Linked DNA regions of Homo sapiens: all the other regions are linked to region 1. The links are chromatin contacts, found by Hi-C or POLR2A ChIA-PET in ENCODE. All regions are on one chromosome and are shown on one strand. The core of a region is the stretch at or near the end of the contact, and the rest is flanking DNA. Distances in the headings are between cores, read along the strand shown.

Evidence for each region. Hi-C counts contacts between places; a loop is a spot of excess contacts on that map. ChIA-PET counts read pairs that join two places held with the same protein, here RNA polymerase II (POLR2A). Pooled maps may share reads with other maps.
Region 2: a pooled map shows a loop between it and region 1 (5-fold over the local background). The contact joins two enhancer-like sites. A Hi-C loop is called at or near these places in 6 of 50 pooled maps.
Region 3: a loop to region 1 is called in a map of transverse colon, with 6 times the contacts of the local background. The contact joins two enhancer-like sites. A Hi-C loop is called at or near these places in 1 of 168 maps with a recorded cell type or tissue (transverse colon) and 2 of 50 pooled maps. POLR2A ChIA-PET finds 5 or more read pairs at or near these places in 2 of 52 experiments (PC-3 and PC-9).

The regions. Positions count from the first base shown.
Region 1 is chr1:200,350,604-200,354,294 of GRCh38, forward strand. All of the region lies in intron 4 of LINC00862 (long intergenic non-protein coding RNA 862), which reads right to left. Among named protein-coding and RNA genes, the nearest start is that of LINC00862, 21 kb to the right of the region's middle. RefSeq lists enhancers at 1,971-2,471, 2,472-2,972. Within about 2 kb of position 1,633, at least 6 of the 41 ENCODE cell types and tissues checked have a DNase peak (open chromatin) inside an H3K27ac peak, as active enhancers do.
Region 2 is chr1:201,017,662-201,021,352 of GRCh38, forward strand. The region is part of intron 1 of KIF21B (kinesin family member 21B); the gene reads right to left. Among named protein-coding and RNA genes, the nearest start is that of KIF21B, 4.2 kb to the right of the region's middle. RefSeq lists enhancers at 1,780-2,074, 2,180-2,279 and a silencer at 3,430-3,579. Within about 2 kb of position 1,935, at least 16 of the 41 ENCODE cell types and tissues checked have a DNase peak (open chromatin) inside an H3K27ac peak, as active enhancers do.
Region 3 is chr1:199,792,126-199,795,816 of GRCh38, forward strand. No RefSeq gene overlaps it. Among named protein-coding and RNA genes, the nearest start is that of NR5A2, 230 kb to the right of the region's middle. Within about 2 kb of position 2,091, at least 2 of the 41 ENCODE cell types and tissues checked have a DNase peak (open chromatin) inside an H3K27ac peak, as active enhancers do.

The DNA.
Region 1 (3,691 bases), core at 383-2,882:
CCCGTCTCTACTAAAAATTCAAAAATTAGCTGGGTGTGGTGGCACGCAACTGCAGTCCCAGCTACTCATGAGGCTGAGGCAGAAGAATCGCTTGAACCCGGGAGGCGGAGGTTGCAGTGAGCCGAGATTGTGCCACTGCACTCCAGCCTAGGTGACAGAGCAAGACTCCATCTCAAAAAAAAAAAAAAAAAAAAAAGGCCAGTCGCCTGTAATCCTAGCACTTTGGGAGGCCAAGGTTGGTGGATCACCTGAGGTCAGCAGTTCAAGACCAGCCTGACTAACATGGTAAAACCCCATCTCTACTAAAACTATAAAAATTAGCTGGGTGTGGTGGTGCACACCTGTAGTCCTAGCTACTCGGGAGGCTGAGGCAGGAGAATCACTTGAACCCAGGAGGCGGAGGTTGCAGTGAGCAGAGGTCACACCACTGCACTCCAGCCTGGGCAACAAGAATGAAACTCCATCTCCAAAAAAACCAAACAAACAACAACAGAAAACTGTATATAATATATACATATTTTTGAGACAGCATCTTGCTGTGTCAGCCATGCTGGAGTGCAGTGGCATGATCACAGCTCACTCTCAAGTGATCCTCTTGCCTCAGCCTCCCAAGTAGCTGGGACTACAGGCATGCACCACCAAGCCCGGCTAATTTTTGTGTTTTTTGATAGAGATGGGGTTTTGCCATCTAATTAAAAATAAAAGGAACTGCAGAATATTTTACTGGGGAGAATAAAAAGAAGACTACTCACCTTGCTTACTCAGTATCACTCACAATATGACCCCTGCCTACCTTTCTATGGGTGTTTCTGAAGATTGCTCTTCATATAATCTATCCTCCAGCCAAACTGGGTTTCTCAGATTGCTTTGCATTTTTCTGCTTCCCTCCCCTCCTACCTTTCTCAGATGTGCCCTCTGCCTGGAATATTGCCTTCCAGAAATTAGTACCCTCCCAACTCAGTACACGTGTCTATCAAAACACTAACAGCCCCACCCATCTCACAGGATCCTCTGAATCTTTCTCTCTATTCAGTGACTATGGCTTTGTGCTGCCTTCAAGGCATTACTATTTCATTCTATGCCAAAAATACTCATCCAAAGGCCAATCCTACACACAAGTTCTGGGGGGTCTCTAAACACGCTAAAATCATTGCAAAATCATGTGAGCCCAAGCGCACACACACACGTGTGTGTGTGTGTGTGTGTGTGTGTGTGTACACACTATGTGCATTTTTTGGGGGAAAGAGGACACATATGTTTCCCCAGATTTTCAAATCTTCCACGACCCTAAAAAAGTAATTTAATTCTCATTTGGTCATTTTGTCCTTCCTGCTTCACAGTAACCTCCAGGATTTGTCCAGATCAGTGCCTCCTTAGTGCCTGGAAAAGAGCCTGGCACAAAACAGGCATTAGGTTGTTGAGTTCAACTGGATAGAGTCAACACACATGTTGGTGTTTACCAAGAAGAGAGGGGAAAGTTTTAAAAACAAAGAAGGAAAAGAAAACCCTTCATTCTTTCAAATTAAAGATTGTATCACAACCCAAACAAGAACAAAAGTGAAAGTGAAATTACTGTATTTTTTTTTAAAGCTTTCAGCCCAGCCTACTGGCAAGGCTAAGATTGTGGACCAGGAGGGATCTTTTGCAGTCCTCAGTCTGCCTCTGACTCCCTGGGATCTTGGGTAATAAGTATCTCAAACTCGCTATACCTCATTTCCTATTTATGCAACATGGAAAATAATTCTTGCCCCTTATCTACCAAGTAAGGAGACTGTAAGGAAAACAGATGACACACAAAATGCTTTTTGAACTCTTCATTAGGCAGAGTCTTTACAAATCTTTTCGTCAGAGAGTCTGTGGTTACAAAGGCCCACTCGGCTCTAGTGGTTGTTTTGATGTCCTGCCTTCTTTCAGGTCTAAAATACTTCCAAATGTGCTCAAATTTAGCATTGACATAAGAAAATCTTGGGCTGGAATGCTCTCTGACCACATGCTGGAGCAGCATTTCTCAACAATTTTTAACTCATATTCCCATTTGATAAGCATTAAAAATCTCACTCCTTTTTAAAATTTTGTTTTATGAAAACAAAGGTTGGTTTTTTTCCCCTTTTCAGAGTATATAATTCTATAATAAATACTGCTTGGCAAAAAAATTGGGAATGAACTGTTGATTTGCAACAGCATGAACAAATCTCAAATGCATTATGCCATGTGAAAGAAGCCAGACCAAAGAGAAGAGCACATGGTGTATGATTCCACTCATATAAAATTCTAGAAAGGCGGCCAGGCACAGTGGCTCATGCCTGTAATCCCAGCACTTTGGGAGGCCAAGGCGAGCGGATCACCTAAGGTTGGGAGTTTGAGACCAGCCTGGCCAACATGGTGAAACCCCATCTCTACTAAAAATACAAAAATTAGCCGGGCATGGTGGTGGACACCTGTAATCCCAGCTACTCGAGAGGCTGAGGCAGGAGAATCGCTTGAACCTGGGAGGCAGACATTGCAGTGAGCCGAGATCATGCCATTGCACTCCAGCCTGGGAGACAGAGTGAGACTCCGTGTCCAAAAAAAAAATTTCCTTTTTCAAACTATACCCCTCTCCACCCTGTCCCCATAAACATTGTTCTGAACAGTGAGCACACTGACCACCTAGGAGGTCCCTCATTCATTCTTGAGCCCCCAAGACTTAGCACAGTAAGCAAGCTCTGACTGTCAGTACCCGCCTTCCACATAGGCCATTTCCTGCCCTAAGATCTGTTCTGTTCTCTCCTGGGAATGACCTTTTCCTGCTTCTGTTTCTTCTTCATTCCAGATGCAGCTCAGGAATCTTCTCCATCAGCCTTCCCTGAATCTCTGCTCAAGCCTGTGCTCCACAGCTCCTGAGCATGTTTCTAGCTGCCACTCACCACTTTGTACTGATTTTATCTGTTGAAGCTTCTAGCCTTCCTCATGAGATAGTAAACAGAAAGGGGTTCTTAACCTTTTTTTGTGCCTCCTAAAGCCTTCTCAAAATATGGTAAAATAGACATAGGCATATGCAGAAAACTAATTATGAAATACAGTTATCAAACTATTCAAACATTTATTGGCTGTCATACCATATGTGCCTTGTTATTGATCTAGTGGTAAATCAAATGACTACCATTATTTCAAAGTAGTGATATGTATAAATGGGAATAGCTGTCACTCCTGTGGCTTGTCATTACCATTGATAACTGAAGGAAATACTGTATTGCAGTTAGAGGGTGATAAAACTGTAATCTTTTCCTATAAAAGTTCACAGGGCCCCTGAATTCCACCCAAGGACAAGGAGCCACAGGGCCCTAGAAAGGTTTTTAGAGGGGCTGTGTCCTCTTTATCTTTGGGTTCTCAATGCCCTCAGCACACAGCAGGGAACTTAATATCTCAGCTATAAAACAAGGTAAGAACAATAACAATATTAAGTATAAATTCAAAAAACTAAGATAGTTTTTCCTGCTAATACTTGTTACTATTACTACTAGTATGCTTACACCAAAGTGTGTCCTGGAAAATGGTTTACCGACTGCCAAAGACCTTGAAAATACATTTACCTGGAACCATAGCATTCCCTGGCCACCTCATAACATTCTTCAGTTCTTCAAAGTATTAGCATAAAACCATGGAAAGAAATATATAAAGATCAGGGGGATTTAGAGGAGGAAGTCAATTC
Region 2 (3,691 bases), core at 685-3,184, 670 kb after region 1:
CAGCAAGCCTCTCCCCACCACACCGGCCCTGGCCCCCTGCCCACACTGCATGCAGGACAGCTCTCCAGGGTGCACCTTAAGTCAGCCTCAGGTGGGACCAGCCCAGCCTTCATAAAGGACAGGGGGCTTCACCTCAGGAAAGCAGAGGGATAGACACTCAGGCATTTGGGGATGGGATGGCAGCATGACCTCCTTTCCACACCCCAGAGCAGCTGGAGGTGAAAGAGAAAGTCCTCCAGAAACAGGGTACTGCAGCCAACACTGCTGCCGCCTGCCCTGGAGCTTCACATAGGGATTGAGGTGGGTGGATCTCTGGGGCCAAGGAAGAGCCGTTCCAGTCCAGCTTCCCTCATGGCAGGGAAGCAACCTCTGACCCCCACCCAGCCCAGGGCCCTCTCAGTGCCCCTCTGGCTGTTCTAAGAGGGAGGGGCACAGAAGACATTGCTTTCCTCCTCAATGTTCTCAATACTTTCTAGAGGGTAAAATGAAAGGCTAGGAGACCTAGCACACATGGGGTTCCGCCCTTTGGTGTGTGTGAGGTGGGGGGCCAGCAAAAGACTTGGCTGCCCCCAGAATATCCTTCCTGAGAGAGTGCCAAGGTGGAATTCAGGCAGGAAGACACATGCCAGGGATGGCTGCAGTGATCTAAGAAAGGGAGAATGTGGCTGGAGAAGCTCCCCAAACACAAACGATGACAGCACGGATTTAGGAGCTAGGACCATGGTGGTGCCAGGCAGCCCCATGCTGCTAAGCAATCCCATACAGGAGAATCTGGACAGCCTCAGCCCTGCCACACATCTGCACAGCACCATGTGCCTTTCCATTTTCACTTTCCCACATTCATGTTCACGGCCACTGTGTGTAGTAAAGCATTTGAAGAAACTGAGGCATAGAGACTTCAAGAACACAGCTAATTAGCACCTCAATTAGGAGGCAGCTTAGAGTTGCATGAAGAGCATGTGTTCACAACTGAGAATACCCTGGGTTCAAATCCAGCCTCCTCCATTTGCCACCTGTGTTTGTGCATCTATATGATGGGAATAACATCAATCACCTAGCCAGCTGAATGGGATGCTGTAGGCACAGAGTAAGTGTTCAATACATTATAGTGCTTAGCCACCTCCTGGTTCATACTCCTCTCCACCACACCATGCATTCTGCTCTAAATTAATATATTAATCAAAGGACTGGAGGTGAATTCAATTTACTAAATAGTTCACTAAAGCTTAAACTACAGAGACATCTCTTAGGTACACTTACATTAGGGCCCATTTTATTTTATTTTATTTTTGAGAAAGATTCTTGCTTAGTCACCCAGGCTGGAGTGCAGTGGTGCGATCTCAGCTCACTGCAACCTCCGCCTCCCAGGTTCAAGTGATTCTCCTGTCTCAGCCTCCTGAGTAGCTGGGACTACAGGCATGCGCCACCATGTCCGTCTAATTTTTGTATTTTTAGTAGAGATGGAGCTTCACCATATTGGTCAGGCTGGTCTTGAACTCCTGACCTTGTGATCCACCTGCCTCAGCCTCCCAAAGTGCTGGGATCACAGTCATGAGCCACTGCGCCTGGCCTAGGACCCATTTTTTTTAAAAAAACATTTTATTTATATTCAATTCCTCAGGAATCTACTCTGCATTTTGTTCCCTCCAAAGATTTTATGTCCGTCTTCCTCCAAGCCACTGCTCTTCACAAATGAACAAACCAGAACACAGCAGTTCCCATTTTCCAGTGGGTAAAACTGAGGCCCACAAAAGACAAACAGGGAAGGTGCCCCATGACGAAGCCAGTGGATGAATTGCATCAGTTCCTGCCCTGCCCTTTGCCCCCAGGGTTGCAAAAATAAGCATGCCAGGCACATATCACCTCTGCCACCTCCCTGGCCCAGGCCTGGGCCCCGCCTCACCTCCACTTGGAGGTTTTCAAAAGCTGAGATCCAATCAGGCAGGCAGGCTGGGTGGTGGAGGGGGAGGTTTCCGGGGCCTGTGGTTACTACACTCCACTTCCTTATGATGACATAAACCCTATTTCTGCAGCAGGAGGCCACCACCAAGATTCTCAGGTCTCCACACAGCCCACATGAGGCCCTGTATGGGCCTCAGTTTCTGAGATCTGTAAACTGGACACAGGTGGCATTGATTGGCATTGACTGGCTTTGGGACTCGGAAGGCACCCCAAATACCCATTCCCCCACAGTTTCTTCTGTCTTCTTCAGTCTTTCTCTCCCAAGCCACCACTGCTCTTGGTTCAAAATTCAGACAGTCATTGACCAAGATTTCAGAGTAGCCTAGAACTAGGGAAATAACTGCAGCTAGAGAACCCAAATGGGAGAGGGCTGGGGTGCAATCTAACATTGTCCCTTGGGTCCCTTGGATCCCCCCCAAACCCCTACCTATCCCCTACTTAACCCTGTAGTATCAACAGATGGATGCTGGGCTGGCCAAGCACCGCCAAGCAGACTAAAGGAAGGAAGCTTAGGGAAGCCAGGCAGAGATAAGAGGGGAGGGGGCTAGGCAACACTGAGGTCTCCCCTCATGGTGGGGGCTCAGAGCTGGGGACTTGAAAGGGTCTTAAACAAATTTGCCATGTGACTTAGCTTCCTTCCCCAATTTCAACTTTGCCAACTTGCATTTCTTAACAGCTACCCCTTTCTCGCCCCATTTGTCAGGCCTATATCTCTGCAGCCTGGGGCAGGTCACAGCTCCGCCCCACCTCTCTCTAGCCTTGCTACACACCTCCTCCCCCAGGTGACTGCCAGTTCTAGTCCAGCCCAGGAAGCTGAGAATCTTTACAGTACAAGGGGATTAATGGATAAAGGGATCACAGGGCAGGCTGGAGAGGCCAGCCTGGGAATCCCTTGGTGCAAAGCCGACTAGCCTGGGTTCAGGGACAGATGGGCCAGATTCCATCTAGCTGGGGAGGCCACAAGGTGGGGCTTTTGGGGTCTGCTCACCCCTGAACTTTCTTCCCTTACCCTGAGCCCCAGGTCCTGAAAGTTTCCTCCTCCGGCTCTCCAGGAGCCCAGGCCTTCACTGAAGCGTTTCACAGCCAGCCAGCTTCGATCTCTTCATCCCAAACAGATTGCAGGGCCAAGAGCCTTAGGCCTGGCACTTCTCACCTAGTCTAATAGCCCTGGGACCTCTCTCCTCTACACACACACACACACACACACACACACACACACAATCAGACCACACCTGTCTCATTCCTGGCCTTCCCTGTCTGAAGAGCTGGACTCCAGGCTCGCTATGTTATTCTCATGGAAATTCAGAAGGCACTTCAGTTGGATTCAAGAAAGGACTTCCAGAAAGTCAGAAAGACAGCTGAACCTGGCAGGAGGTAGTGAGCCCTGGGGCTGGACTAGGCCCTGGACAAGCCTTGCCCTTCCCATAAATGGTCTACTGTAGTGCAGCCCACCACCCAGTCTTTCAGGTGAGAGAAGTGATTTCTGGGGGTGCTGCGGGGGAGGATGGGTAGAAGAGGATCTAAAAACAAGGAAAACTCCCCCTACAGCCCATCACTGGTACCATCTGCTCTCCTTCCCAGCCCAGCCCAGCCCCAGCTCAGTCCTAAGCTCTCTGATTAGAAACTGGGTTCTGTCCAGGCATTGTCTGCTGTACACGGCCGGCTGCCCATTGAGGTCTGGCGTGTGCCGGGGCTGGGCGCTCATGCTGGGGTGGGAGGGGAGGAGTGG
Region 3 (3,691 bases), core at 841-3,340, 560 kb before region 1:
CTTTTAATGGCAAAAACTGCAATTACGTTTGCGTCAACCTAATACAATTGTCTTTTGCCCTCTTTACAAAAGAAAGGCCTACCTCTTACTCATTCTGAATCTTATTATGGTGCATTGCCTTTAAAAAGTGTAATCTTTGCGGTGGCAGAGGGACAATTTGAGATATTGGTGTCCAGTAAATTTCTGTTTCTGTTAATCAAGATATTGGCCTGCTTTACAGTTGATGTTTTACATATTTTCAAAGTGGTGAAAAGTTTCACAATGACCTCTGACAGCTTAACACTACATCTTGCATAGAAGAAACACATGTCAGGATTCCATTTTCTTGCAGTGTATTCAAATTCATGAAACACTGTCATTACTTTTCCAAATGAATGTTGAACAGAATAGAGGTATACTCAATTTTTTCTTAGACAAGGCTCTAGCTTGTTCTCAACCATTTCTCTAATCATATATTTATTCCCCCAATGCACTTATTTAATTTAAATTAACTCAACAGGAAGATGTTGTGGATCCAAATACTAAAAGCACTGATTAATACAGCTTTTTTAAGCACTACACCAAAAACTTCTCTTTCTTTAATGTTAATTTTTCTTGAATTTTGTCTCATTCAGCAAATGTGACATTTATCCATAGACACATGAACTAATTGAAGGAAAAAACAGGCACATCCATCTTCTGAAGAGATAATTTCAATAAAAATTTGCTCTTTGTGATTAATAATTATCAAAATGTGAGATGTATTTATTCTGTTTTTTTCACAATACTCTCATTTTGTTAAATTTTTATGAATACATAATAGTTGTACATATGTGTCGGGTACCTGTGATATTCTGATACATACATACAACATGTAATTATTAAATCTGGGTAATTGGGATATCCATCACCTCAAACATTTACCATTTCTTTTTGTTGGGAACATTTCAAGATTTTGCTTCTAGCTATTGTGAAATACACAATAAGCTATTGTTAACTATAGTTGCCTTGTTGTGCTGCCAAACACTAGATCTTATTCTATTTAACTCCTGTTGATCAATTTGATCAATGATGCATCAATAATAATGTAGTGATCATTCAAACCAAAGAATGTCTCTAACATCAGCCTTCTAAAATATTTACCATTTTTAAAATTCAAGGAAAACTTTTTAAATATTTATTAATTCATTTAAAAATAACAATAAACTCATTCATATTAATATAAATTTTTTCTATGAAAAATAATGACATTTTTAAAACCAAAACAAGTTAGAAAGAAGAGTGACAATATTTTAAATTTTTTGTGAATGTCTTTAATGCATCTGGCTTAGAAGACTGCTGCATTCTTATATCTGCTTCTGCATTTAACCCATTGTGATAAGCCATTTGGTTGAAGTATATAAAGAAAATCTAGCTCCTCAAAAATGTTAATAAATAGCTGGAAAAGGGAGGAGCATTTTAATAGCCTTTTCATATCATTGCAGATATTCTTCTCTGACACAACAAAAAACTCAACAAGTGGTAAAAAAGTAGAATATTAGACATTGGACACTACAAAAGGTGGGTGGGTTGAGGGTGGCTGAGGGTTGAAAAATTACTTGTTGAGTACAATGTTCACTATCTGGGCGGTGGATACACTAAAGGTCCGGACTTCACCACTACACAATGTATGCATGTAAGAAATGTGCACTTGTACCCTCTAAATATATAAAAAATAAAATAAAAAATAATATCTTAAAGGTTATTTGCAATGTGGAATCTGAAGCTATATCAATGAAGTTTTTACACTCTGTAACATTAAAATCCATTAATCTATCTTGTGCTTTGTGTTGTTTGTTTTTTTGTTTTGAGACAGGGTCTCACTTTGTCACCCAGGTTGGAGTGCTGTGGTGCACTCTCAGCTCACTGCAGCCTCGACCCCCCAGGCTCAAGTGATCCTCCTGCCTCGGCCCCCCAGGTAGCTGGGATTACAGGCACACACTACCACACCCAGCCAATTTTTGTATTTTTTGTAGAGACGAGGTCTCACCATACTGCCCAGGCTAATTTCGAACTCCTGAGCTCAGGGATCTGCCCGCCTTGGCCTCCCAAAGTGCTAGGATTACAGGCATGAGTCGCTGTGCCCAGCCTGTCTTGTGCTTTAAATGAATGCTTTGAAAAGCCTATGCATAATTTTGTAACATCATGTATTGACCTTTGGAAAATATGAGTTCACTCAGTTAAGTAGATCTTTCAAATGTTGACACATTTGATTACACAATATCAAAAATTCACATTTGTTATCACCACTACTTTCATCAGAAAAGTCTTGAAGTATTGGGAAACTGCCATGTTTCCAGTGACAAATACAAATTTTCCAAAATTTAAGTTTTAAGTGAAAGCTTGAATTGTACCGCCAATAACAAATACTGTCATTTGTTTTTCTTAACAGATTCACTTGGTTCATTTTTGAAAAACTGTTTACCAAAAATCCAAGTCTAAATAATAGTAGTTTGTCTGTCAATAGTTTCTTCAGGTAAAGATGGGGCTCCATGAAGAAGGAAAAAAAAAAAAAACTAGGTAGTTCAGCTTTAACTGAAACAATTGCGCAAACACTTTTCCTTAAAATAACTGTGTATTTCCCAAGTTGCCACAAAGAATATCAGAAAGATATACACTTAAGGGCCAAGATTTAATAAAATTAAAGAACGTTCTGTTCTTTAATTAACGTTCTGTTCAACTCTTTAATTAACGTTCTGTTCTTTAACTGTTCTTTAACTGTTTAATTAACATTCTGTTCTTTACTTTAACATTCTGTTCAACTGAAGATTTTTTAAAGCCAGTGCAGCTGGCTTTAAAAAAAAAATAACCATTGCTCAGTAGTGAAGTATATATTGATTAATAACTGGCACAGTTGAGTGCCACTGTCTTGATTCATGTGAAGACACCAGCAGTTTTATTCGCCATTGCTTTTGCATCATCATTACAAATACCAATCCCATGAAAAAAAGGCAAATAGCTACCTAGCTTATTACTACTATAAAAATAACATTGACCTGGAAGATCACCTGAGGGGGTCTCAAGAATCCCAGAGGTCCATGGACCACATTTCAAGAACCATTTGGACTAAGATATTTGAAGGTATTTTTCTATGACAAATTATAATCCTATATAATTGTTAGGTACACAGTGAAGTTATGATATATGTATACAGTGTGGAATGATTGAATAAAGCTAACTAAAATATTCATCACCTTAAGTATTTATCATTTATTCCTCCTGTCTGACTGAAATTTTGTACCCTTTGACAAACATCTCCCTATTTCTCCCATCCCCCAGCCTCTGGTAACCACCATTCTACCCTCTGCTTCCATGAATTCAATTGTTTTAGATTCCACATATAAGTAAAAACATGTGTCTTTTGTTTTTCTATGCCTCGCTTATTTCACGTAGTGTGATGTCCTCCAGGTTCATCTGCATTGTAAATGATAAGAGTTCTTCTTTTTTAAGGCTGAATAGTATTCCATTTTGTATTTATACCAATCCATTTTTATCCATCCATCCTTTGATGGACACTTAGATTGATTCCATATTTGGGCTATTTTAAATAATGCAATCAACGGGAGAGTACAGGTGTCTTTTCAACATACTGATTTCAAGTCCTTAGGATATACGCCCAGAAGTGGAATTGCTGGATGGAGCTAACTATTTTGATTCCACTGGATACATTTAA